Regions from separate parts of the Homo sapiens genome. Here all the other regions are linked to region 4. Evidence: chromatin loops called from intact Hi-C (ENCODE). Cell type or tissue: heart left ventricle. All regions are shown on one strand. Region 1 has its middle 29 kb from the start of PLCXD3. Region 2 overlaps C6 (complement C6). Region 3 overlaps OXCT1 (3-oxoacid CoA-transferase 1). Region 4 has its middle 4.5 kb from the start of C7. Region 5 has its middle 130 kb from the start of PLCXD3. Region 6 holds the start of PLCXD3 (phosphatidylinositol specific phospholipase C X domain containing 3). Region 7 overlaps LOC105374739 (a long non-coding RNA gene).

Region 1 (4,000 bases), 630 kb after region 4:
ACATAGCCACTGCAACCTCCCTTGACCTCAATTTTCCAATCTGTAAATTTAGTATAAATAATGCCCAAATATACACATATTTGGCATATACAAACTTAACTTCTATGTGTGTGGATGTTGTGGTTTGTAAATACATTTTAGATAATTGTATAAAGTCATAAAACATGGGTGGTATAGAATTTGGAGTAGTAATGGGACTGTTCTACTTATTAATTTTGTTGGTAGTTATATAACTGTATGTGTTATATGTCTTAATAAAACAACAGAAACAAATAACATAGACAGGGCAAAAAATAGTGATAGTTCATGAATTATATCCATTATTAATCACTTCAGATGCTGAATGAACTTACAAAGAACTTAATTTTTCTATTTCATTTTCTTCTTAGAGTTAGGTTCTATATTTTACACCTTATAAAAAAATTGGTCTCACTTTCCAGGTGTTAGAGACAGGAGCTATGATTTCATAAATGTTTTTCTGACACTCTCTAATCCTAAAGCAAAATGTGGAGCTTTGTTTATGCTTACTTTTTTTTTTAACCAGCTCCCTATTTTGATCACTAATGTCTAATAATTTAGGAAAATATAACAAGATCTCCATGTAGTCCATGTTCCTTATAAAACTTACTTCATAGGATAGAGTGATAAACACCTTCTGTATAACTGTCAGCGGTTACAAAGTTCTGAGCTGATATGAGATAGAAAAGGAAAAGGGCACTAGCTTGTTCAAACTCTTAGACTTGAGAGAGCAACAGCAGATTTAACTCATGAAACTTCAGCCCCGCTAGCCACAGAAATTGGAGTATAGTGACTAAAACATCTGGGTTCTAGTCCCAACTCCTTCACTTACTGGGTGACCTTGAGTGGACCTCCAACCAATATGGTACCTATTTTATGGAAATTTTTGAGAATCAAATGAGACAATGTATGCAGAAGCATGTTGACATTGAGAAGTCCAATACGTATATAATATACATTAGTAAGTATGAATGTTTGCTGAGCTAAGAGCTACAATTAGAATGCTCTATCATTCTTTACAGTGCCTCATTCCTAAAAATCACTTATTGACGTGCTTTTGAAAGCAATCTGAGGTTTTGACAGGCCAATATGTGACCAGAAATACTAATGTGTCTCCCTTTTCAACTTGTGATAAGAGTTTGAGATGACCACCATCAAACAGAGCTATTATTTTAGTTATTAAAGTTTATGACATCAAAGACTGTAAGTTTATGATTGTGTTCTTTGTTCAGCTCAGAATCTGGGCCAGCATCTACACTGAGCAAGACTAGAGCAACAGAAAGCAGTGGTTTAGACCGGGCTCCTTGGCTGGTAATTTCATTCATTTTCTATAGTAAAGCTTGATGATGTGTTAAAAAATCCAAACATCCAGTTCAAAATACTTTTTCCATTTTTAAACAACATTTTTCATCAGAATGCATTGCAAATAGTTGTATAATGTCCTTAAATAGATTACCTAGTGGTGGTCTACTGACCATGCCCTGAAAACTCACCATCAAAAAGAAGGTCTACACAGAATAGAACTGCTTTTTTGTGGGTAATGGACAAAAGGTAAATGTCATGTATTAGTCCATGCCAGAAGCATTCTCTGGAGGTCTAGTGGTGGGGAAAGGGAAAAATTAATTCCCAAAGCTCATTTCTGGTTGCTAGAGGCTGCTGGACTATAGAGAGTTAAGCTGGGCTGCCTAAGGCTACTGGCGCTCTTCTCTTTTTGAAATATTAATGCCTATCTGGTATCAGCTGAGCCTTTGACAAGAGCTGAAGGGTTGTTGCCACTGAAGCTTGCTGTCTAGGAGATTTGCTGACCTCTAGTGAATCTAAATTCTGCACAGATTTCAGTACATGCTGCCTGCTGTTTCAGCACAATGTTGCAATTTGGTGGTCTGTGCATGCCTGCGTGAGAAGTGAAAATTTGGAATTTGTGTTCATCCACTTGTTGATTTATCTGTATGATTTTATACTGTTTGATTATTCTTTTAACTGAAACTACTTTCACTAAATTCAAATATTTAGTTTTTCTTACTTTTTAATTGAAGCAAAACATACTTCCAGTAAAGCACAGAGTACATTAATTTTGACGTGCAGCTGCACGTGTTTATTTATTTGTTATACTTATGGATTTATGTGTACAAATGCAGTTGTGTTCCACAGATATTTGCATAGTGGTGAAGTCTGGAAGTCTGGGCTTTTAGCGTGCCCATCATCCAAATATCGTACTTGTACACAATAAGTAGTGTTTCATTCCTAACCTCTTCCCATCCTCCTGTATATCTGTCAGCAGTTACAAAGTTCTGAGTCAATATGAGATAGAAAAGGAAAAGGGAACTAGCTTGTTCAAACTCTTAGACTTGAGAGAGCAACAGCAGATTTAACTTGTGAAACTTCAGCTCTGCTAGCCACAGAAATTGGAGTGGGTGTTTTGGAGTCTCCAGTGTCTATTTGCAACGTATCTCCTAGGAGTTCTTTGAGCTTCTTGTATCTGGATGTCTAGATCTCTAGAAAGACCAGGGAAGTTTTCCTGAATTACTCTCTCAAATAGTTTTCCATACTTTTTACTTTTTCTTCTTCTCCCCCTGGAATACGTATAACTCGTAGGTTTAGATACTACATAATCCCATATTTCTCAAAGGCTTTGTTCATTAAATTTTTTTTTTATCTGACTGGGTTAATTTGAAAGACCTTTCTTCCTGCTCTGAAATTATTTATTCTGCTTGGTCAAGTGTATTGTTGAAGCTTCCAACTGTATTTTATAATTCCTTTATTAAATTTTTCATTTCTGGAAGTTCTGTTTAAATTTTTAAAATAATCTCTCTCTTATTTTATATTGTGTATTTTTTTTCTGATTTCTTTACATTTGTTTTCAACTTTCTCTTGGATCTCATTGAGCGTCATTAAAATCAATATTTTTAATTCTTTATTTGATATTTTTAAGATTTCAATTTTGTTAGAATCCACTGCTGGAGAGTTAGTATGATCCTTTTGGGGTGTTGTAACTTTTTTTCATACTTCTAGAATTGTTTGTCTGGTTCTTTTTCATCTGGATAAGCCATCTCTCCTTTTGTAAAAAAAAAAAAAAAATTACTTTCATTTGGATGGGATTTTCCCACTTGGGATGTGACTATAATGTGTATGATGTATGGTCCCTAGGCTTTGGTTCTGGATGTTTTCAGTGGCCAAGACTCTATAAATTCCTTGGTTATAGATAGCCTTTGTATGGTGGCATTCCCAAACGCTGGTTGTAGCAGTGATATACTGGGCATGTGAGTGGGCTCACTGCCTCCTGTGGGCCCAGCATGACAGAGGTCTCAGGAAGTTTATCTCATTCCCTAGTGCTACGCACTTATGTCAGTGGATTTTCTATTGGGTTACACAGTTCAACCTCCAGGCCAGTATACAGTGCTTATGGATAAAAGCCAGATGCATCTGATACAGATGGGTATATGCTTGATCTTTGTTTACTGTGAGAAGCTCTCTGTTTCCTCAGGCAGTAAGATGTCCTGTGGAATATCTGAGCTACCTGCTCAGACCTACAGGGAGTCTGGGAGGACCAAGCTGGACAGGGGTGCACTGGGCAGCCATGCCTACATTTCCCCAGTGACAAGCATAAGCACGAGATCCAAGTTGGAGACTGGGGGCAGTTGCCGAGCACCCAGAGATGTGCTGGGGTATGAAGTGGAGAAACTTCTGCTGTTGCACGTTCTCTGCTGGAAGGGAGGACTAGCATCAATTCCTAACCTAGAAGAGTGGGTGCTCCAAATGCCTGGAGATACTACTAGGCATCAAGTGGCAACACCAAGATCTCTGCATCTGAGGGGACAGGAAGCTTAGGCTCCTAATCTAGGTAAACGAATGCACCAAATGCCTGGAAATATTCCTGGGCATGGAGCAGACAGGGCACTGCTGCACCAAGATCTCTGCACAGAAAGGGAGGGGTGACTCAAGTTGCTCATCCACACAAGCAGTTGCACCAAATGTCTGGAAG
Region 2 (4,000 bases), 290 kb after region 4:
GTTGATGTGATGACATTATTGATTTGCATATTTTGAACCATCCTTGCATCTCTGGATTAAATACTACTTAATTATAGTAGATATCTGGGATGTACTCTGGGGTTCTGTTTGCTAGTATTTTGCTGAGGATTTTTGCATCAGGGATATTGACCTGTAGTAGATTTGTTGTTGTTGTTGTTGCATCTTTATCTGGTTTTGGTATCAGTGTTATACTAGTCTTGTAGAATGAGTTTGGAAAAGTTCCCTTTCGATTTTTTGGGATAGCTTGATAATAATTGGTATTAGTTCTTACAAAGTTTGGTAGAATTCAGCAGTGAAGCCATCCAGTCCTGGGCTTTTCTTTTTTGGGAGACTTTTTGTTATTGATTTAATCTCATTACTCACAATTGGTCTGTTTTCTATTTCTTCTTGATTCAATCTTGGTAAGTTTTTTTTTGTATCCAGGAATTTATCCATTTCTTTTAGATTTTCAAATTTGTTGGCATATTGCTGTTTATAATAGTCTTTAATGATCATTTGTATTTCTGTAGTACCAATTGTGAGTATTGGGATGAATCTTAAAAACATTATGCTAAGTGCAAAAAGGCAGACACAGGCTGCATATTGTAGAATTTCATTTTTATGAAATGTCTAGAATACACAAATTTACATGAACAGAAAGTGAATTAGTGGTTTCCTAGGGTTAGGAGTCAGGTAGAAGGGGGAAAGAAATGAAGCTTGATATCTAATATGTACAAAGGTTTTACTTTGGGTATGTTGAAAACATTCTAAAATTATATCATGGTGATGGTTATATAAGTCTTTGAATACGCTGAAGATGGTTGAATTAGACACTTTCAATGGATGAATTGTATGGCATGCAAATTACATCTCAATAAGGCTGTTTTTTAAAATGAGTGAATTCTGTGGGTTGTCTAAGATGCATATTATATTCAAATAGCTGAAAGCATAACAGCGAGGACTAAAAAACCATTGACCTTATACTGCTTTACACTATGTACTTATGTTTGTCACAAGCAAAAAAGGGCTTGAGAAAAATGGCTCTCAGGTCATGAGGAATCTATGAAGGTGACAGCTATTTGTGGAGAACCTGAAGATAGGATTTTATGGAGGTATTTCCAGCAGACCATGCCTGAGAAATCTTTTAGGAGTTAAGCCAGCTATGAAGAAATTTTCAGTCTTATTCTTTCCTTCCTCCTCTCAGATGTTGATACTGACTTAAAATAATTTAGTGTTTCACATACAGCATTGTTTCTAAAGTGCTTTGATCTAATCTGATTTATGTGTCATACTTTGTAACTTTTTGAATATAACTAGAAATATATAAATCAAAAATATATATTTGTGTGTATGCATGTATTTTCACATATATATGTGTGTGATCCCTACTCACAGATCTCACTATTTTGCCACATAGATGAATGTGTCCTTTCAACTGTGTGTGTATCTATACACACACTAAGCCTGGGTAAAAACAAATAGCATGCTATTATTGCCTGATTCTTGCTTCATATTTAGAACCTAGTGACTGATGTTGGCAATGTAGAAATTTTTATATCTCTTGTTAAAATTTTTCTTGGAGAAATATCAGTTAAGAAGGTCAGCCACTCAGGAAGCTATTTTTTTTTTTTTTTTTTGTGGTTAGAAATATGTTGGATAGCAGGATTGGAGAGGCAGAGATTCTAAGGCCAGCAGATTAGAACAAGATTACAGTAAGCAATTCTCAAAACTCTCAGTCTCTGGGGAGGCAAGGAGAGGACTGGTTGTCCCGAGCCGGCAGGCTTTGCTCATTTCTCAGAATCACTGGGACAACAGCTCTGGTTGGCAGAGGGCCACGTCGTCCTTCAGCCAAAGTACACATAGCATGTGGTCCTCCCCATCTGTAACTCTAGAGTCTAGATCAACTGAACAAAAGGTGATTTTGTAATGTCACCCTTCATCAATCAGAACATTAGAAAATGTGATTATCAGTGGGAGTTTTTGGCTGACGTTTTCTTGTAGGCAAACCAAGAGAAGGAAACCATTTCTGCACATGGATAAGAATATGTTGTTGAAGCACTTTCATCGAAATCAGCACTAATTAGAAATTCTTAGGACAGAACATCACATCAGTTTATAGTCATCCAACATATAGATGAGGAAACCGAGGCCCAGAGTTGTTAAATAACTCGGCTGTGGTGTAGTGAGATAATGTAGAACTGGTTCTAGTTCTACATTAGAACCAGCTGAGTTATTTAGAACTCAGCTCCTCTTACTTTCAGACTAATGGTTTTTCCATTTTACTGGTGTCCTCGGGTTTGGTTCAATATTTTCTGGGTTTTATTCTAAATCAAATAAGGTTGTATTTGCAATTGTGGCTGTTTGTCTTTGGTGCCTCGAGTTTTCATATTATGCAACTCTGGCAGCATTAAGTGAAGATTCTAATTTTCTAAAGTCCAATATGAAGCAATAGAAATTGATAGCAAACTATCTGCCTTCTGGCCAAAAATTTAAGAGGGGTTTCTTTATTATGTAAAGGGGAGAGTATAGGAGATTATCTTTACTGATTTTTTCTTATGTTTCAAATTAAGGCTCAGTTTTTCTGTTTTCATAGCCTTCTCTTATATTTCCTAACATCATCTAAAACACAGGTTCAGTCTAATGAATTTAGAACCCCTGGTAAAACCCCCAGTGTGCTCATGATTGGGTATTCCTGTAGTAGGAACACTAGAAGAAAGAGCTATGTGATCTCCTGAGGTTTCTTCCAGGGTGTCTCATTTGTAAGGTAGATGTAGTCCTGAATCAGCATGAAATCATGGAAAAAGCCTGGGTTTTGAAGTCTGGATTTGAATCCTGGTTCCACCATTTGCTAGTTGGTAGACTTGGTCAGGTTATGTAAGCTTTCTGGGACTCGTTTCTCAGTTTGTAAGCTGAGACTGGATGGTAATATAGGTCTGGCTTCTGCCATTAGGCTCTGCTGACCTACCCACACGTCACACAGCCTATGGGAGAGAATACCTAGCTATATTCACTTCACCTCTTACTCTCTTACGTTTTCACACCCTTGTTGCTTAGCCCTCTCTTTTTTTCTATATTTGCTTAACTTCTTTCCTTTTGGCTTTATCGCTCATTATTTGACTCTGGGTTTGCTTTTCATGCTGGAAGACTGGTTTTGTTTCTCTAGTGTTTTGGCTTTCAACCCACCCATAGGCATACTTTTATCACACCCTCTTTCTCCATTTGCTCCTGACATTTCTGAGTGGTTACTCACCCATTCAAGGCCTACCTCCAGGACCCCACCCTGGCACCTCCCAGCTTGATGGGCTTAGACCAGTCTGCTCTAATCCATTCCAAAACTTTCTGAGAGATGTATGAGAAATAAAACAAGCCATGTTTATGAAGGGCCCATAGCATTGCCTGGCACAAACTATATTTGGAAATGCTAACTTTTACTTCTCAGGAGTGAGGATCATGGCCACATACCTCCTGAACATGGTAGCTAAGTATCAGAGATAGGGCTGGTAGGAGTAGTAAGAAGTTAATGAGGAAGATGGACAATGATGTATCTCATTGCTCCCTCTGACTCATTTGTTCTGATACCTGTTCTCCCCAAGATGATAAAAAGATGTTACATACCCATTGCCCATCAACTGTACACTAGGGATGGGATTATACTTCCGTGTGCATACTGCCTTTGTCCTCCCACAGTCCCTTTCATCTGAATTGTCTCCACAGTCATTTTCTCCATTGCATTCTAACTTTCTGGCAATGCAGCGGCCTAGTCAAGAAAAGCAAACAAAATCAATGCAACAAATTATCATTTTAGAAAGTATTTATTAATTTGAAACTCAAATGCTTTAAATTTCAAGGTAAAGTTGAAGGCAAGTCTTCACTGTTTTTGATAGAGTTTTAGGGAGCACATAAAAATGGAGCGATAAACTGATAAATTTCCACTTGTAAGATTATAAGGGTCACCACAGAATTATTTAGTTGCTGATTGTCTTTAAAAAGAGAAATAATC
Region 3 (4,000 bases), 930 kb after region 4:
AGAGTAGCATGACATATTTAAAGGACTGAAGGAAAGAAACTTTTGCCCTAGAATAGTATATATGGCAAAATATCTTTCAAGCATGGAGGAGAAATAAAGAACTTCCAAGACAACCAAAATCAGAGGGATTTCATCAACACCAGACCTGTCCTACAAGAAGTGATAGAGGGAGTTCTTTGATCTGAAAAAAAAAAAAAAAGAATGTTAATGAGCAAACAAGAAATCATCTGAAGATACAAAACTCACTGGTAATAATAAGCACACATAGAAACACAGGATATTATTAACATTGCAACTGTGGTGTGTAAACACTCTTAAGCATAAAGACTAAAGAACCAATTAGAATAACTACAATAACTTTAAGACATAGCACAATAAGAAATTAAGAGAAACAAAAAGTTAAAAAGCATAGGGGTGAAGTAAAAGTGTAGAGTTTTGGCTGGATGCAGTGGCTCATGCCTGTAATCCCTGCACTTTTGGGAGGCCGAGGTGGGTAGATCACCTGAGGTCAGGAGTTCGAGACCAACTTGGCCAACGTGATGAAACCCTGTCTCTACTAAAAATACAAAAAATTAGTTGGGCGTGGTGGTGCGCACCTTTAATCCCAGCTACTTACGAGATCATGCCACTGTACTCCAGCCTGGGCAACAAGAGCAAAATTCCGTCTCAAAAAAAAAAAAGCATAGAGTTTGTATTAGTTTTCTTTTTGCTTATTTGTTTATGCAATTAGTGTTAAGTTTTCATCAGTTTAAAATAACGAGTTATAAGACAGTCTTTTCAAGCCTCATGCTAACATCAAATACAAAAAAAACTACAGATTCATAAAAAATAAAAAGCAAGAAATCAAAGCACCCCAAAGAAAAATCACCTTCACTAGAAGGAAGACAGGAAGGAAGGAAAGAAGAAAGAAGACCACAAAACAACCAGAAAACAAAAAACAAAATGGCACGAATAAGTCCCTACTTATCAATAATAACATTGACTGTAAATGGACTAAACTCTCCAATAAGACACAGTAGCTGAATGGATGAAAAAAGTTAAGACCCAGTGGTCTGTTGTCTACAAGAGACATGGTTCACCTATAAAGCTACACAGAGACCAAAAATAAAGGGATGGAAAAATATATCCCATGCCAATGGAAACCCACAAAAAAAAAAAAAAAAACAAAACAGAACAGGAGTAGCTATACTTACATCAGACAAAATAGATTTCAAGAGAAAAACTGTAAGAAGAGACAAAGAAGCTTATCATATAATGATAAAGGGGTCAATTCAGCAAGAGGATACAATGATTATAAATATATACACACCCAACACTGGGGCAGCCGGATACATAGAGCAAATATTATTAGAGCTAAAGAGAGACAGATTAAAATACAACAGCTGGAGACTTCCACACCCCATTTTCAGCACTGACAGATTTCTCAGGAAGAAAAGTCAGAGACATAGGACTTAATCTGCACTACAGAATGAACCTAATAGAGATCTACAGAACATTTCATCAGATAAAAATTACTAAGAGGAAAATTTACAGCTATAAGTGCCTACATCAAAAAAGAAAAAGAAATAACCTAATGATGTAACTTAAAGAACTAGAAAAGAGCAAACCAAACCCAAAACTAGTAAAAGAAATATAGATCAGAGCAGAAATAAATTTGAAATGAAGAAAATACAAAAGAACAATGAAACAAAAAGTTGGTATTTTGAGAAGATAAACAAAATTGACAAACCTTTAGCCAGACTAACAACGGTGGGGGTGGGGGTAGGGATGAAGACCCAAATAAAATCAGAGATGAAAAAGGGGACATTAAAACTCATAAGAAATTCAAAGAGTCGTTAGTGGCTACTAGGAGCAACTATATGCCAATAAATTGGAAAATCTAGAAGAAATGAATAAATTCCTAGACATATATAACCTATCAAGATTGAACCAGAAAGAAATTAAGAATCTGAACAGCCCAATAATCATAAATATATACACCTACTATGTATCCACAAAAATTTAAAAATTTTAAAACAATGGCACATGCCAGGCACCAGTATAGAACACAGAAGATACAGCTCCCTGAAGCCTGGCTCTTATAAATAAGTCTTAGAATATCACTTTTGAAAATAATTTTCTATATGTCCATTAACCTCTAATTCTTATATTAGATGGGTTCACCGATATTCAATTTATATTGTGATTCATAAACCACACAGGCTACAATAAATATTTGTGTGCACCAAATATCGTATCATCTAAGCAATTCTTTTACAGGCAAACATACCACAATATAAATACAATAAAAGTAATTATATTTATGTCATGATAAATGTACTTGTTTTGACTGAAAGCTGAAGTTAACTAAAATAGTTGAAAGGGCCTTGGGTAAACCTTTGCTGTCTCGTAAACTAGCCATGGCACAAGCCTGACAGCACAAAGAAATCCACAGCAGTGAGGTTATTTCAGTCACAGGCAGCCTCAGCAGCTTCAGTGGCTGAGTCAGACGACCTTTTCTGACAGCACGTGCATGCCAGGCTGCTTGCAGGAGACAAAGCATCAACAGTCTCCTGAGTGAAGCACTCTCATCCCTCCCCATAGGTTTTCTATTACAGGCTCCTTCAAAAAAAAACAGAAATAGGCCATTTCCAGAGAAACTTAGATGGTAGGTTATGCACACAGAAGACTAGCAGAGGGGCTCATAGGGAGTTGAGAGCTTAACACAATAACAGGATTCCTCCTGAGAAACAGCCAAATTAGTTCCCTTTGGAAGACTCAAGAGTCCTTGCTACTCCTTGTCATACACATGGAAGGCAACACCCAAGAGTCATTCCCTGGCTGGTTTTGCACTTGAACTTGTAAAGTTTATCAGGGAAGACTTCACCCTCACTCAAAGAGAGGGAGGTCCAGAAATAACACTGTCTGGACTGAAAAGAGAAACATCTCTCTAGCATGTGTGGCAATATGCGCCCATGTGCACTATTTTTCCCAAGTAGCTACCTAGGTCCATAAGAGGGGTAGGAAGATACAGCCAGCATCAACTGTGTCACAACTTTGTGGGGAAGCATGCAAATGGCTGCACATTTTAAGAAATATGAATGTAATGTTCATATTGGTTTTGTTAAAAACAGACATAAGTGATCACCTCTATGGTTTTACACAACTCATAAGTTTATCTAGAAAAGTGGTCCCCAGCTTTTTTGGCTGGTACTAGGGATCAGTTTTGTGGAAGACACTTTTTCCACAGATGGGGGTTGGGCAGGGACGTGGTTTTGGGATGAAACTGTTCCACCTCAGATCATCAGGCGTTAGTTAGATTCTCATAAGGAGCGAGCAACCTAGATCCCTCACATGCAGAGTTCATAACAGGGTTCCCACTCCTATGAGAATATAATGCCAGGGCTGATCTAACAGGAGGCAGAGCTCAGGCAGTAATGCTCACTCACCCACCACTCATCTCCCACTGTGCGGCCCAGTTCCTAACAGACCATGGGCCAGTACAGGTCCATGGCCTGAGGGTTGGGGCCCTTGGTCTAGAACACATCTGAAAACAAAACTTTGCCAAAAAGGACTAATGTTTCCCTTTTGCAGAGTCTAGAAATAAGTAACATCAAGGACAATTTGATTTTCTTTTAAATTCACAATAAACATACTCATTTACTTCTTGATGTAAAACATTTGCTGTAAATTATATAATTTAAAAATTATAAACAAAAAAGCAAGATGTATGTTCCTTTGCCACCCTGCTTCTAAATCCAAAACAAATTTAAGATGCCTAAGGGAATCTTAGTACTTTAAATATTTATAGTTCTATCCTCTTTAAAACTCAAGTCAAAACTCAAATCACCAGGGAGAAGAAAGGTTGAGAAGATGCAGCATTGTGGAGTGGGAAGATGCTGGCACAGAGCTTTAGGAGACAAGCTCTAATCCAGATTCCACAATTCAAAAGAAAGGAGATGAGCTAAGAGTTCTTTATTTAAGAAAAAAAAAAAAAGACGCCGTTGACTATGTTATATAG
Region 4 (4,000 bases):
TTTCAGATATGAAAACAGAAAGTCAGAGAGATGAACAAACCTGCCCAAGATTTGAACCCAGATTATCTGTTTTCAGAGCACATATTTGTATAAATGAAACACAAATTAGAGGCCCACAGCACTTTGGAAGGCCAAGGCAAGAGGTTCACTTGAACTCAGCAGTGTGAGGCCAACCTGGGCAACATGATGAAACCTTAGCTCTACAAAACATATAAAAATTAGCTGAACATGGTGGCATGTGCCTGTGGTCCCTGCTACTCAAGGGACGGCTAAGGTGGGAGGATCACCTGAGCTCAGGAGGTTGAGGCTGCAGTGAGCTGTGGTCACACCACTGCACTCCAGCCTGGGTGACAGAGCAAGACCCTGTCTCAAAAAAATAAAAAAATAAAAAAAACAAAACAAAAGAAATACAAATTAGTACTCATTTTGGTTTTAGAAAAATTTTCCTCCTAAGAAGTTTCTAGTTAGGTATTTGTGAATATTCTTCCCTGGTTACTAAGATTTTTTTTCACAAACATTTTAAGAGGTTGCACAATTCAGGATTTTACTTCTTTTTTTTTTTTTTTTTGAGACAGAGTCCCTCCCTGTCACCCAGGCTGGAGTGCAGTGGCACGATTTCGGCTCACTGCAGCCTCTGCCTCCAGGGTTCAAGCAGCTGTCCGACCTCAGCCTCCTGAGTAGCTGGGATTACAGGCATGTGCTACAGGTGTGCTACCACACCTAGCTAATTTTTGTATTTTTAGTAGAGATGGGGTTTTGCCATGTTGGCCAGGATGGTCTCGAACTCCTGACCTTGTGATCCACCCGCCTAGGATTTTACTTTTTTTAACCACATTGTTTATTCTTTCTTGGCCTGTGGAATATTTAACGATGAATCTGATATTAAAACATATCTGTTTAAAGATTGTTTAAAGAATTATAGCTTAAAATTAAGGGGTGGCCTGACATTTTCTGAGTGATTGATTTTTATTTTAGGTCTATTGCATGCTGAGCTCTTGGTATGAAAACAAAAACAACTTTCCGTTTAGGCACCACAAGTTTGAAGTGTAGATCAAATAAATGACCTTGTCCTTTTTTACCCTTCCTCCACAGGACTTTACATAAGGCAGTTACAGAACCACTGAAATCTTTGTATTTTATGTCTTCCTTCTCAGAGCTGTTTGACTTAATTCAAATTTAAACCAAATGAAATGTATCTTGTACTTGCAGGCTACTGCTACAATGTGCATTGCAATAACTGAAAAACCCAGATGCCATTCAGAAACCCAAACAAATCTGGGCCTTCTCCTAAATTTAGCAAATGCCTGTCGCTATTAAAAACCATAACGACAAAACTTCTTATCTCCTCGTGATTGTAATTTGATTCTTGCCATTTGCAGCCATCGGGGTCACCAGGGCAAAAGCTTGTCCAGTGTGGAAAAGTACAACGGCACCTGTCCAGAAGTCTGTCCAGAAGGGAAGTGTGAAACCTTGTATTTCCTAATCTATTTAAACCTTAAACAACTTTCCTATGAAGAACCGGATGCCAACAGAGAGTATTAATCTAGTGGCCTCACTTTAAATTAATGCACAGATCACAGCATTTAATGCAGTGCTTCCAGCAGAGATGGGCAGCATCTTATTATGTGTAATGATAAAGCATTTAATAATCATCATTTTACTGAAATCTTCCTTTGAATAAGGCATTGCTTGGCAGCCATTTTTCATTCTCAAACTGTTCACAGTGTGACACTTTAAATGGAAAAAGCAACACCACCTGGAGTACTTATTAGCTTAACAAGCACTTGCCTGGGAGCCTAGGAAGATTCACTGTGTTTCACTCCCTCCTGAGTGGTTTAACTCCAGAGCTTAATGGTATTCTTTGACTCTAGGGCCTGGAGCAGTCTGCCACTAGGGGATGCTCTTGCTTCTTCACTCCAACTCCTGGCCGGTTCAATTCTGACCTTATCAGCCTCAATACAAGAGAGGAGGAAAAAGGAGGCTTTTACTCTTCCCCAGTGAGTTTGTTCCTCTGAAACCCCCAGAGTCAGCTAAATCTGTTGGAACAATTCAGAGCAAAATGAAATGACTAGTAAATGAAATAGCTTCGTTAAAATGTTTTCAAATATCTCCCTGTGGTGAACCAGAATTGCTTCCTGATATCATCGGTGGAGTAATAGTTTCATTAGGGTTTGGGGATGTTAACAGTGTTTGAAGAGCTGCCAAGGGAGGTGAGGGCAAATGGGGAAGAGCTGGTGTCACAGGAGATGAGGAGAGGGCTGTGCCCTTATTGACCCTTCCCCAGTCTGGCAGAAATCTGCTTTATCCTTCTACTGATTTAGCTTTGGCTCAGACACCATTTATTTGCCAAAGCATGCCCATATACCAGTTTTGGGGTTTGTTAGAAATAAAAGTCCAGGGGGTCACATGAACTTGAGAAATTCTGGGTTGAAAAAGTTAAAAAAGTTTTACTTGTTACAGAACTTTCAGAACATTTAATTTACAATGCACTGTGCTTTGCAAATCCAAGCTGGGCATTTGCTGGGAGTAATTGTTGACTGGGTTCTTCATCTTGAAATTCTCCTGAATTGGCTTGATGTTGCACTGTTTTGGTTTTTCTTCTTTTTCTGTAACCTCTCCTTTTTGGGACTTTTTTTCTTCTTACTCCTGAACAGGGGCATTTCTTGTGGTTTTATGGTTCATTATGTTCAGTCTCTAGAAGATTCACTGAAGTCCATGATTTTAGTTAGATACCTCCATGCTAGCAGCTCCACCCATGTCCCCCTCCAAGAGACATAGGTGAAGCCTGTCTCTTCCCAAAGAGACCTCCATTATATGTTGGATGCTTTCCCCAAAGTAAAAATGTCCCCTCTCCAAAACCATCTCTTCCTTTTTGACTTCTAATTTTCTTCCTCCTTTAAATTTTTCTTAAATTCTTTCAATTCTCTGAGTCAATCAGACTTGAAACCATATTTAATCACTAAACCCTGTGAATTCTTCTGCCTTTTTTGTCTTTCCTTTTTTTTTTTTTTTTTTCCTGGGACAACGTCTTGCTCTGTTGCTCAGGCTGGAATGCAGTGGTGCCATCTTGGCTCACTGCGACCTCTGCCTCCCAGGTTCAAGTGATTCTCCTACCTCAGCCTCCCAAGTAGCTGGAATTACAGTTGTCCACCATGTTGTCCAGGGGTTGTCACCATGTTGGCCAGGCTGGTCTTGAAATCCTGACCTCTCCAGTGATTCACCTGCCTCGGCCTCCCAAAGTGCTGGGATTACAGGTGTGAGCCATCGTGCCCAGCCCCTTCTTTTTTTGTTGTTTCTGTTTTTGTTTTTGTTTTTGAAACAAGGCATTGCTCTGTCACCCAGGCTGGAGTGCAGTGACCTGCTCATAACTCACTGCAGCCTCAACCTTCTGGGCCACCTCAGCTTTCTGAGTAGTTGAGACTACAGGCATGTGCCATCATGCCCAGCTAATTTTTGTGTTTTTTGTAGAGACAGCTGTGTCAATCCCTTTTTAAATGAGGCCTTGATCCCCTTGTCTAAACTACTGAAATAAATTCCAAGTCACGCTTCCTGCTTCCTTTCCTTACCTATTCTATGTAGGCTGCACACAGCTACTGTTTCAATCAATCTAAAACACTGCTTTGATTCTTTCTTAAAAACTTCCAGTGGGTGAATTCTCAGTGACTCATTGTGTGAATAAAGTCCATACAACTTATGCTAGCAGTAAAACTTCCCACAGTGTTGCTCCCACCTGCATTTAAAGCCTTTGTGCTAATGGTTCCTCCATTAAAATTGCAGACAGAAGAAATGCTCTTGTGATGTTACAGATATGAAGGTAGGAGTGTGCAAGGCAATTGGGGAAAGGAAGTTTCTGTAACCCTTTCAGAATTGAATGATCTATGGGATACCTGAGCTGAACAATTCAAGTTCTAAATTACTATAAATATATCCAAATCATCCTCTAGATTAAGGATATTCTGTAAATGGGCTAATACGGTCCTTTATAGCATGTAAAGAACAA
Region 5 (4,000 bases), 730 kb after region 4:
GACAAGATGAGAAAAGTCAGTCTACTTGTTCTGAATCCTATAAGAAATCCTTCAACATGTAGGAAGTAGCCACTGGATAATGGAAAGACCATAGGGATCTGAATCAGATCTGGACTTGAATCCCAGCTCTGCTACCTACTATCTCAGGAAAGATAATTGAACTCAATTCTTTTATTTCCATAGATTGAGGATAATAATTACACTTGCCTGGTAGCCATTTGATGATTAAATAAGATAGTATACACTCAACATTCAATATTTCATTTTTCTTCCCCTTCCCCATACACTCCAGTAAGATCCATCTTCTTCCTATTCTCTAGGCTAGCCAGGCTTGTTTCTGTCTCATTTGCTCATGACCATGGGTTATTAATCCAGGGCACATGCACCTGAGTTTAATGGAGCACAATATGCAGATAACCAGATTTATGCATCAGCTAAATTGGGGAACAGTTATTCATGTTAGCAAATTGGTCCTCACATTACCAATAAATAGGTCACCAGTTTCCCCCAAGATATGCAAAATCTTCAGAGTATTTAAAGTGCCACTTGACTTGCAAACTTTCATTTACATGTAAAAGTAAGTTTAATCAATTTCTAATTTTCCAGGAATTTCTCCATTTTTCAGCCAGAATAAAAGCAAATTTGTCCTTTCATCTGTTGGGGCAAACTAATAATTTGATATTCAAAGTGTCACTGAAAATAAACTCCACTGTGGGACTCATTTATGCTGTGAATGCTAAAAATCTGATCCAACAAAAGCAAATAGCTTCCTTTCACATTGAATTAAAATCAAAGAGAGACAAAGATACAGAAAGACAGAGGCACAAAGAGATGAAAACCTTATAGGTTGGAGAAGAAAGTCTGACTTAGTTTTTAAGAATTTCATTTTCATCTTGACTATTAACAAATATATTTTATTTCTGTAGGATTTCAATAGGAGGAGAAACATGATACAATTTACCTTTTCTCTAAAGCTTTTCTTAAATTTAGTCTTAATAGAAATATCTGCCTTTATTTTGACTATGAAGCAATATTTGGATACGTATTTTTGAGTCTTAAAAGTTTACTCAAATATAGTGATAAGATAGTGGCACAGTTTTTTGGCATTCTGCATTTAATTTGTTTTTTTTTTTTTGGCTTTTAAATCCTGAAATTTAAAAAAGTACATAAAAGCTGTAAAGCTAAAAATGTATTCATATGTTACACAAGCACTGATAACCCATTAAATTTGAGCAACAAAGTCTAAAGTAGTGCTCTTAGAATACAGGCTGAGGAAGGACTCCCTGTATCAACATTATCCATGTTCCTATTATAATAAAAATGCCAATTTTTGGACTTTCTCCAGATCTCTTGACAGTAGCTCCCACGAATTGAGGTGTTGTTGTTTTTTTTATTTTTTATTTTTTGTTTTTTTTGCTAGACACGTTACGTGACTTTCTACACTGGAAATTTGAAAACACATGGGCTTTAAATTGGAGCGGAGGCCAGCAAGTAGGTAGGAAAGAGAAAGAAAAGAATTGAAAGAAAAGTTCCTATCACTAGGCAAAATGAAAATCAGCATGAAGCCATGTGAAGGATCCTTTACCACAACCCTGAGAGATGCTATACTAAGCCCATTTTAAAGAGCTGTCAAGTGGGCTTTAAAAAGCCCTCCAGAGCCTGCTGAAAAATACAGTTCTTAAACACTGTGCTGTTGCATTACTGTCTCTGCCCAGCAGGTGTATGTTGTCTAGTGTCCTTCTGTAGAAGCAGGATGCCTGCTAGAGCAGTCCATGGTACTGGGGAGAATGAGCAGCATTATTCAATAAGCCTAGGGCATCTTTTTATCCAGAGCTCCCTGAACGAAATGGCCAGGGCTGGGAAAAAAGACAGCAATACTGGACATTAACGGGAAGCCATGCAAGGATTAGTTTGGATGGAGAATTGCTAGAAAAGACCATACTCCATAAGAAAGCCAGGTTCCCATGACCTAGGATGCCTGCTTTTTCTTACTCATTCATGAGTGAGCCTTTGTTCATAACTATGAATATCACTGCAGGCGACCCTGTATGAAAAACGACAGACTGGCATGAAGATAAGAAGATTCTCCCCACTGGATATCCCACTGTTTATTGCCAGCTAACAGATGTTTACTCAAATCTCCAGAATTTACTTATTTTTGAGATGGAGTCTTGCTCTGTCACCCAGGCTGGAGGGCAGTGGCACTATTTTGGCTCACTTCAACCTCTACCTCCCGGGTTCCAGAGATTCTCCTGCCTCAGCCTCCTGGGTAGCTGGGATTACAGGCACATGCCACCACACCGGGCTAATTTTCGTATTTTTCATAGAGATGGGGTTTCTTCATGTTGGCCAGGCTGGCCTCAAACTCCTGACCTCAAGGAATCTGCCCCCTTTGGCCTTCTGAAGTGCTGGGATTACAAGCGTGAGCCACCGTGCCCGGCCTCAAATCTCCAGAATTTAAAAGGGATTTCCTGCTGTTCCTGTTGTGCCTTCCACCCTGCCCACTCAGCCTCAGGCCACTGCAGGCTGAGGCCTCTCTCCTGAGAGCGGCTTCCTGCTCAGTTGATGAATAGTCAGGCAAGGCTGAAGCAGTAGCCCCCGCCCACAGACCACGGTTTCCAGACTGATAAACGCAAATTCTCTTGTAACTCATTTCTCTTCTTCCTGTTTGAAAGAGTGAAGATATAATGTAGGCACATCTTTTGTTGTTGTTGTTGTTTAAGGCTGTTTTCACGCTTGGTGCTTGTTGTGTGTAGGCAGGACTAATAACTGTGAGCTTGTTTTGAGAGGGATCTCCTTGTAAAGGTTGAGGAGGAAAAAACAACTCAAATAACCCCAGAATATGTGAGGAGATTATGATGTGGATGAGTTCCATAGATTAAGGTCTCCTCTCCTGGAAACTAGGAAACTTATTGAAATTACAAAGGTCAAAATCCAGAGACATTATCTTTTGCAGAGGTCTTTCGCCTTTCCTGATTTAATATCTGCCACCTAGTGAGAGGTTGAGGAACAGGCATCGCAGAAATTGAACATTCACGGCTATTTTCAGGCTACAATGGCTCCCTAAGGCTGAGAGTAAAAAGGAAATTGTCGAAAAGAGATATGGCAGCAACATGGGAGAAACAGCTCTTGAAGCTTTCTGAAGGCCTTAAACCCCACTTCCAATTCCCCTTCTGAACAAGTACAAACCGTCCTAGGCCCCCATCTCCTCTACCTCCTTTATTCTTCCTTCTCCCCTTCCTCTTTCTTTTCCTTTTTCTATTCCTACCACAAAGCCCAAGTGGCAGATGATCATTTTCAGGCCCTAGCACAATAGACAGACACTTAGTCCCTTTCCTCACACTCTCCACCCTGACGCCTCAAATGCAGTGGCTTTTTTCATGAGCTTCTGCACATCTGAAGGAAGAGTATCAATCAGGACCGAGGCCATAGATAACGTATTAGTAACGTTCTTCTTGTACAATATTCAGAAAATGTCTTCATCTAGGACTCAAGGCAGAAATATATAAATATGATTAAAAGGAGGTTAACCCATCTTAATGGAAACCAGATTAATTGCTGTATTAGTCAAGATTCTCCAGAGAAACAGAACAAATAGAATGTATATACAGAAAGAAAAAGATTATTATAAAGAATTGGCTCTTACAATTATGGAGACTGACAAGTCCCAAGATCTGCAAGATAAGTCAGACCCGGGAACCCAGAAGAGCTAATGTTGTAGATCCAGTCTGAGTTCAAAGGCCTAAGTATCAAGAGATCTATTTGCTTAGTTTCGGTCCCAGGAAGAGCTGATGTCTCAGTTCAAATAGAAAAAAGCCAATGACCCAGTTCAAAGGTAGTTTGGCACGAGGAATTCTCTCTTACTCAGGAAAGGGTCAGCTCTTTGTTCTATTCAGGCCTTCAACTGACTACATGAGGCCCATCCACATTAGGGATGAGTAATCTGCTTTACTTAATGTGCTCTACTTAATTAAGATTTAAATCTTAATCTCATCCAAAA
Region 6 (4,000 bases), 610 kb after region 4:
CCCAATGTCATCATCTTTATGTCTGTACTCTAAGATCACCCAGATACCAAAATCTCTCACCTCAGGTTTTTATTTTGTCCCAGGGCAGGAAAGGAAAATTACTGTGTTCCCACTAATGCTTAGTTCCTTTTTTCTTAACCCTGGTTAGTCACAGTTGCTGCTGAATCATCCAGATACAAATCACAAAGCCTTTCCCTCCAAAATTCATAGGGTATCTTCCCAAAGGTCCAAGTAAGGGGTCAGATCCCTGAACTGATAGGGATAAATAGTAAGTCATTTGTCTTCACTTAGCTTCAGTTTTTTCATCTGTGACATGGAGGTAATAGTGCCAGCACTCCCTGCTTCATGGGGTTTTAGAAGGATTTTGTGAGCTGGTGTACATAACAGGGCTTTGAAAAGTGAAATATTACAGAAATGTAAGGTAGACTCAAAAAGATATCATACCATCTCAGAACTAGATAAACAAACATAGGCTTTTAATCCTGTAGCTCTAGAGAGTCACCTGCCAGAAGGTTTGCATCACAGTGATTGCCCTTCTTACCTTCTATGCATATAAAAACATTCAGGGGAAACCATGTGAAAGAAGCTGTCTAAAATCCAAATAAAAATGAAGGAAGAAAAGGAATGGGAATGCCTGTGGAAGTGAGAATGGAGTTATGCCAAAGTTGTGCTTTCTACTGTCTCCTTGAAAAGAGCAATCTCCAGGCTTGCCTAGGTAGCAGAATAAGTGCTGCATGGAGAAGCTGGGGTTGGTTCTTTTCCTTGGAGATTCCTGGCCGGTAGCAAGCTATCTGTTGAAGAAGGACGAAAGGAGACAGCCCCTTCTGTGGATAGCACTTGTAGTAGCCTGTGCCTGCCATTGCTGCCAAACATCCACTTGACTAACAACCATTGATTTGAGGGACTGATCAATGGCAGCACTCTTGGTTGGAGCATCTAGTGATTTTCAAAATAACCCTTCTTTTGTTTTTGTTTTTGTTGTTTTTTTCTTTATTATGTTTTCCTCCAACAGCTGAGAGGGGGCGCTGGATGGGGCAGATCAAGAGGAGGTAGACCATAACGTTGAGTTTAATAGCCCAGCTCAGCTCAGGGCCAGAAGTGAACTGTTCATGAGTAATTTGCCCTCCAGCCCAGCTCTGAAAAGATCAAGTGTGTGCTCCCCCAGCCCAACTGCATAGCCAAATTGACAATAAAGTATGGCCGTGTCCCAGCTGTCATTGTTGTAAACTGTCCTGAAACGACCCTCACTCCTGGATACCTGATCTAGGGGGTTGTTAGGAGCTGCCACCCTAGAAACCTGCCCAGTCTCTGGTCCAAGTCGCACACATCAAGCTGAAGCTTCTTGATCCCTCAGGTCTCTTCCTCGCTTTGTCCACGCTTCTTTCCTTCTAGACTGTCTGGACACATTCTCAGTCACCTTTTCCGTACTATTTGCCTATTAATCCCACCCCTCCGCTCAGGTCACGCAGGTTCCCCTGCCCAGCTTCTGTCCCGAGCAGTAAACATACGGTCCGCAAGGGTTTGCTTTTTTGACCTGGGCGAAGTGTGTTGCCAACACGCACTTGGACCAGACTCGAGACAGCGGCCACTCGGCCAGGTCCCCCGGGGTCCAAACCGATACGAAATGGTGCCCTCTGCCCGTCGCCCCCTTGGGCTCCTTTTCAAGGGCAGCTATCACGCCGCCTCTGGTCCCTGAACTTTCATCACTCTTCGGGAAGCGCTTTGTCTTTTTAAAGGAGATTGGGGACGAATATTAATGACTGTAGCCGAGAATCTATCAAATCCGCCCAATTCCATGCCAGGGATAGACTCAGGTCCTTGCACCGAAGGCGAGCCCCTGACACTAGCTCGCGTTCTTCACACACGGTCACCCCGCAGACCCAGAGATTTCTCCCACTTCCCCAAATCTGCAGGAGAAACCATAGGAGGGGGTCACGAGGCACCATCCTGGAGCCCAGCTTCTCCTCTGCCCCAGTCCTCCGCATACAACCTGCTTCAAAAGCCCAGGAGAAAAGCAGTCACCTTGACTCTAGCGCCTCGGTCCTTAGGGGTTTGGAAAACGCCAGGAAGCCCAAGGCTACCCGGCACGCGCTCGCCTGGCCTGAGACCCACCCTGGAAGACGAGTTTCCCTCCCGCGGGCATCGTGGCAAGTTACCACTTAGTGGCAGATAAAGCAGGGCGGGGCAGGTGGAGCGGGCGCCGAGCGCCTAGCCCGCAGCCCCTGCGCGCCTACCTGGAATGGCTAAATTGGTGAGGGGGATGCTGTGCATGCTCTCCGGCAGAGTTGCCATCCAGTCGGCTAATTTCAGCTCGTTTTTCCCCTGAGACGAGGCCATCGTGCCAGTCGGCGTGCAGCGCGCTGGTCCCAGCACTCCTCGGGCAGGCTGGCAGGCTGCTGCCGCTAATCCAATGTTTGCTCTAGCCCCGCTAGAGTTTACACTCCTCTCTGCGCCACACCCACAGGATGGCGCAGACACATGCTAATTTTAATAATTATTCAAAACACCCCGTGCTCCCTTAGTGCCTCCGCCAGACTCCGCTGGAGCTTTTGTTCCTGACGTCCGTGCTCAGCTCTCTCCGCTCTCCCCTCCCTCCCCAACCCCCTCCTCCCGTCTTATCCTTCCTAGGCGTCTCTGCCTTTCCTCGCCATTCTGCAGCTTTCCCTGGTTTCTTATTTTTCTTTTCTATTCATTTTTTTCCAACTGCTTTGCCCATGGCTTGCTCGATCCTTTGCTGTGACTTTCTCGTCCTGTTTGTATGAAAGACAGTCTTGCACTTGAACCTAAAATCCTAGCAGACTTTGGGATGTTATTGCCTCCTGAGGAACAGACTTCTCATGCTGGGTTTCAGGGCTTTCCGTCCTTATCAAAGAGCTTTCCTTTTTGTAATCTACAACAGGTTATACCTTTCCTCAGCCAGAGACCACAACCCTGTTTATTAAAAAATGATTATCTTTATTCACTCTTTTGCCTACTTTGTGAAATAGCTGGTAAGTATGAGTCAGTGAAGGGCATGGTAAATTCTAGGTGGTTCCTACTTAATCCTGGGTACCTTGCTCCAGACATTTCAAAGTCAAGAAATGCTACTCCCCCTTCTTTTCTCAGATCATGAGAAGTCTACATTATTTCCATGGAGAACACTGCCTCTGTCCTGTCAGTTTCATGGCACTCAGGGTAAGACTGGAGCCTTATGCTGGAAGAAAATCGCCACATCTCCCAGTGACATGCTCTAATTATTGCCAGTAGCATTTGGTGGAATGTATTTGGCACCATTCAAAGTGATCTATGTGACTGTCTGCATTTTCATTCCTTTGCAGACTGGAAAGATGTGCCTCTCTCAAGAGAAATCACTCACTGGGCCTCCAAAGAACTGTCTGGGTCCACCTGCTCTCAGATGAGTAAAAGGAGAGAGATGAAGTTTTACAAATGTAATGAGAGCAGCAGTGGCCTGAATAGGAATTATAAGAGATGAACTGAAAGTGTGCTGGGCTTTTGCAACCCAGGAAATGGAAATGCAATAAACAGACCTCTGTTCTTTCATGCCAGGGTTGTGTAAATTTTTATTTTTCTATGGGAAATGCTATTAGATTGCGGAAATGACAATCAACATAGGAGACAAAGAGAGCCATGAAACATGAGAATAATTATTCAAGGTTAGTAAATCCATTTAATCCCAAATAGCATTAAAAAATAAGAAAAAACCTAGAGCCTACCTTATTTTCTACAATGATGCTAAGTCCTAAGAATATTCACCCCCAAATGGGGAGCACTATGGGAAAGATAGAGGAGAGGCAACGCCTTATTTTGGTTATCAAATTTTCCATGCCCCTTGTAAAATAAATTCATACCTTCAAGAGGACATGGTACAGTTATCTTTAGTGATGAGGAAGAGATATACTGAAAATTTTCCCCAAATAAATCTTAATATACATGCTAGTACAATAGAACCCACATATCCTTTTAATTAGGATGATAGTTTAGCTTACTATAGGACTCTTGG
Region 7 (4,000 bases), 210 kb after region 4:
TCTGAGTTGTTCTCAGTTGGAAGGATAATCTGAAAAACCTGTTGCCAGAAGCAGATTCCTATGTGAAGCACTCAGAGCAGTGTGCAGCTCCATGGAAACATCACTCTTACCACAATACAACTCAGCGGTGTGGATTTACTTTAATTTGTTCTGTTGTGCACCAATAATTTTCCTCCTGATGACTTCTGTTTTTCTTTAATTCAGCAAAATTTTCAACCATGTTCTCTGTTCTTTCATTTGGGAACAATTATGAGGTATATGTTGGAGTTTCTTAATCTATTCTCCTTATTTCGTATCTCTAAGTTTTTTTTTTTCTTTATCCTCTATATTTTGTTTTGGGTACATTCCTAACTACTATCCTCCAGTTCACCAATTCTCTCATCAGTTGGATTTTTATCCTAACCTTTCTTGTTTCAGTGATTGTATTTTTCATTTCTATGATTTTAGTTTTCCTCTAGCTCTACTTATTCTTGATTCATATCTTCCTGTCTTTGCTCCATAATTATTGATTTTACTTTTGGAAATGAGAGTAAGACTCAGGGGGGTGAAGGGAAGTCCACAAAGGAATCTCCAGCATTTGGCAGCATTTTTTTTTTCTCTTAAGGTGTTTGCTAATGCCAGTGTCTAGAAATTGAGAAGCTAAGTAGAGTTTCAGTGATTTAATGGTGCTCAGGCAAAAATTGCCGTTTCCCCCTATATTTTCCTCAGTGATTTGTTGTATTAAATAAGTCAGTCAACTTTAGTGACAAAAGTACTCAATATATTTTAGCTGCCATTATTTTGTGTCAATATTGTTATCATTTTTATTATATTTCTTTTCCTCCTCCTCATAACTAGAGGATTTTAAAGTCCCTCTTAGAAGAATGCTTTAATATTTGCTATTATTCTAGAGTAATTTCTCCTGTCTTTTGATCTTTATGATGCTCATTGTTCTCATGCGCTTGGAAATTTTCATTTCCAGGTTCATCTTGTGTAGAATTTATGTGTATGTTTATGTACACATGTATGTGTTTTTCCCTCCTTTTTCCCTGCACATATCTCTATGTTTGTATGTTACAACTGCCTTTGCCCAGTGTGCTGAAATCCTCAGCTTGGAATCAGACCTTATTTTGGTGGCATGGGTGTGTGATCCTGAAGCATTATGAGAGTCATTTCCTAAGTCAGCAGGTTTGCTTGACCCAAGTTTGGAATCTTAACTGTTGATACTCTCTCTAGCATGGATGGACCTTTTTATAAAGACTTTGGCCATGGCAAGGAGCCCCGGTCACCACTGGATTCATGTTACAAAACTCACCCTGATGTCTAAAATGTGTTTGGGGTTTATGGTTTCTAATCAACCACCTAGAAATTGATCACCTACATATTTGTTCTGGATTGATCTGGAAGCTCACGTGGTCTGGGGTCCTAACCCAACTTAATTATTTCTGATTTATGAATGTCTAGTTAATATCATCTTAAGCACAAATACAACTTCCAAAATATATGCACATATTTTGTCATTGCTATGGGTAGATAATAAAGTTGTTTATTTAATGGGTAATCTTATAATACTACTTTGACTAGAATCAAATATTGCTATTATTATCAGTGGAAACAGTAGTAACAGTAGAAGTAATAGTGGTAATTATTGCAGTATTGGTTCACACTAAGCTTGTCATCACCTAAAAGTCTCAGATTTTTTAATATGAATTATTGTAAAGTCAGTGTTTGATTTCTTATATGCGCACAATTTTGGTGTACACTCATATATTTTTGTAAGCAGAAGGGGGCAAGCTACCAAATTCAGTTGGGAAGCCATCCAGCTAAAATATTTCTTGACAGTTTTGTAATTTCTGAATTACAAATTAAGAATAAGTTAAGAATTAAGCATATAATCCAGGCATTTAGTCAAAGGCAAGTACATGGATCCCTGCTAAATTTGGTTCTATATTAATATATTTAGAAATTACAAACTGTTAAGAAATATTTTAGCTGGATGGCTTCCCAACTGAAACATAAACAATTAAACATTTTCTTTAAGCAAAAGTAATTTCATGGAATAGATGTAAAATAGTTTCTTCTGTGTCAATTTTTTTCCCCAAAGGTTTCTTGTTAAATACCCATATGATAAAATTGCTGGCAGCTTCTTCTTTGTGTTCATCCTTTTCTTCCTCTTTCTATTGTTTCTTCCCTCTGTGATGAGGTTGAGGATTCCTAGCATCATATCTTTAGGGAAAAATAAATGTATCAGGCAAGATAATCCCATTAATTAATTTGGATTTTAGTTGTAAAGTATTGTATTAATCATAATCCCTGCATTGCAATACATTTTGATCATTAGTTCAGCTAGGTGTGGCCCTCTTTTAGTTCTTCGTTTATGGAATAAAATTTGGACTTCTATTTTAAATATAAATATTCATGTAATTAGAAACACATTGCCGCCCGGGTGCAGTGGCTCATGCCTATAATCCCAGCACTTTGGGAGGCAAAGGCAGGTGGATCACCTGAGGTCAGGAGTTTGAGACCAGATTGGCCAACATGGAGAAACCCCATCTCTACTAAAAATACAAAAATTAGCTGGGCATGATTGTGCACGCCTGTAATCCCGGCTACTAGGGAGGCTGAGGCCGGAGAATCGCTTGAACCCAGGAGGGGAAGGTTGCAGTAAGCTGAGATTGAGCCACTGCACTCCAGCCTGGGTGACAGAGTGAGGCTCTGTCTCAAAAAGAAAAAAAAAAAAAAAAAGGAAAAAGAAACACATTGCCATTTTCAATAAGTGGTTAAGCAAAAAGAGAGTACTTAGACAGGAATTGCCTATCTTTTGCTTATGCTCAAAGGCAAAATAACATGGTACCAAACATATTTGCATCTAATTAGCAGGTAAACTGTATATAATAATCTGTTTTAGTTTCACCAAGAAAGTGGTTGAAAATATTTTAAAAATTGAATTTGGATGCCTCCTGGTGGTATATACACTGCAGGTTCATCAAAGGATGCCCCCACCCCATTCTCTATCATCATACAACTTGATCTTTATCCATCTTAGGTTTCCTATCTCTGAAAACATTTTCATTTGCTACCTATGTTGAAAGCCACAGAATTAGTTAGTTGACCACGCTTGGAAACTGGACTTCTAAACGCAAATTCTTCGTGTGTGTTGTCTTTAAAATACGTACAGATGTAATACTACTGAACACAATTCCTAAAGAAAAGTTAATTTAGTATGCTAGAGAGTACTGGACTAAGAGTCAGGAGACCTATATTCTAGTCCTTGTTTTTTTTTTTTTGTTTTTTTTTTGTGACATATTCTTGGTGCGAAGCCCAGGCTGAAGTGCAATGGCATAAACTCGGCTCACTGTAACCTCCACTTCCTGGGTACAAGTGATTCTCCTGCCTCAGCCTCCTGAGTAGCTGGGACTACAGGTGCATGCCACTAAGCCTGGCTAATTTTTGTATTTTTAGTAGAGACGGGATTTCACCATATTGGCCAGTCTGGTCTCGAACTTCCAACCTCAAGTGATCCACCTGCCTTGGCCTTCTGAAGTGCTGGGATTATAGGCATGTGCCACCACGCCCGGCCTCTAGTCCTTGTTTTGCTACTAGCTAGTTAGTAATCTTAGGAAAACCTCTGAACTTCAGTGGGACTTTCCTTTTGCTTCCTATTCTATTTTACTACCAATCTACTACATCTTGCTGAACCAGCAACCTGAGAGTTACCTTTGATGGCTTTCTTTTTCCAGTCAATTACATTCAATCCATCAGAAAGTCGTGTTGGTTCTACCTCCAAAATATATTTTGAATCCTCTACAACAATCCCAGTCCAAAGTACCATCATCTCTCACCTAGATAAGAGTTACAGCTCCTTACATGGTTTTCTTGATTCTGCTTTTTAAAATGTAAACTGGGTTATTTTACTTTCTTACTTAAAACCATGACTTAGAATTAAAAAAAATATATATATTTTTTACCATGACCTAGAAGGCTCTACATGATCAACTCTTGCCTATTTCTTTAGTCTTGT

Evidence for each region. Hi-C counts contacts between places; a loop is a spot of excess contacts. Peaks named below come from ENCODE experiments on the same cell type or tissue, not always from the same donor. Only the 100,000 strongest peaks of a DNase experiment are listed, where the experiment ranks them.
Region 1: it touches region 4 in a loop (3-fold over the local background); 22 of 110 quality-filtered maps call a loop at or near these places.
Region 2: it touches region 4 in a loop (4-fold over the local background); 14 of 110 quality-filtered maps call a loop at or near these places.
Region 3: a loop joins it to region 4, with 4 times the contacts of the local background. A loop is called at or near these places in 54 of 110 quality-filtered maps.
Region 5: a loop joins it to region 4, with 3 times the contacts of the local background. A loop is called at or near these places in 32 of 110 quality-filtered maps.
Region 6: it touches region 4 in a loop (6-fold over the local background); 34 of 110 quality-filtered maps call a loop at or near these places.
Region 7: it touches region 4 in a loop (4-fold over the local background); 16 of 110 quality-filtered maps call a loop at or near these places.

Annotation. Positions count from the first base shown.
Region 1 is chr5:41,537,888-41,541,887 of GRCh38, forward strand. No RefSeq gene overlaps it. Among named protein-coding and RNA genes, the nearest start is that of PLCXD3, 29 kb to the left of the region's middle. In heart left ventricle, a CTCF peak has its summit at 1,839; no DNase peak of the experiment used is centred here.
Region 2 is chr5:41,192,177-41,196,176 of GRCh38, forward strand. It overlaps C6 (complement C6), which reads right to left. Exons shown (of 18, transcript NM_000065.5): 5 at 3,616-3,757. Among named protein-coding and RNA genes, the nearest start is that of C6, 19 kb to the right of the region's middle. In heart left ventricle, no CTCF peak of the experiment used is centred here; a DNase peak (open chromatin) is centred at 1,815; H3K27ac peaks cover 2,881 bases.
Region 3 is chr5:41,833,341-41,837,340 of GRCh38, forward strand. All of the region lies in intron 7 of OXCT1 (3-oxoacid CoA-transferase 1), which reads right to left. Among named protein-coding and RNA genes, the nearest start is that of OXCT1-AS1, 35 kb to the right of the region's middle. In heart left ventricle, no CTCF peak of the experiment used is centred here; a DNase peak (open chromatin) is centred at 2,481; H3K27ac peaks cover 2,458 bases.
Region 4 is chr5:40,903,008-40,907,007 of GRCh38, forward strand. No RefSeq gene overlaps it. Among named protein-coding and RNA genes, the nearest start is that of C7, 4.5 kb to the right of the region's middle. In heart left ventricle, CTCF peaks have their summits at 1,881 (motif pointing right) and 2,081; no DNase peak of the experiment used is centred here; H3K27ac peaks cover 1,789 bases.
Region 5 is chr5:41,635,081-41,639,080 of GRCh38, forward strand. No RefSeq gene overlaps it. Among named protein-coding and RNA genes, the nearest start is that of PLCXD3, 130 kb to the left of the region's middle. In heart left ventricle, CTCF peaks have their summits at 1,700 and 2,997 (motif pointing left); no DNase peak of the experiment used is centred here.
Region 6 is chr5:41,508,190-41,512,189 of GRCh38, forward strand. PLCXD3 (phosphatidylinositol specific phospholipase C X domain containing 3) reads right to left here and starts at 2,412. Exons shown (of 3, transcript NM_001005473.3): 1 at 2,235-2,412. The coding sequence starts at 2,337. RefSeq lists an enhancer at 1,938-2,766. In heart left ventricle, no CTCF peak of the experiment used is centred here; DNase peaks (open chromatin) are centred at 2,152 and 2,382; H3K4me3 peaks cover 3,217 bases; H3K27ac peaks cover 2,878 bases.
Region 7 is chr5:41,115,438-41,119,437 of GRCh38, forward strand. The region is part of intron 5 of LOC105374739 (a long non-coding RNA gene); the gene reads left to right. Among named protein-coding and RNA genes, the nearest start is that of MROH2B, 46 kb to the left of the region's middle. In heart left ventricle, no CTCF peak of the experiment used is centred here; no DNase peak of the experiment used is centred here.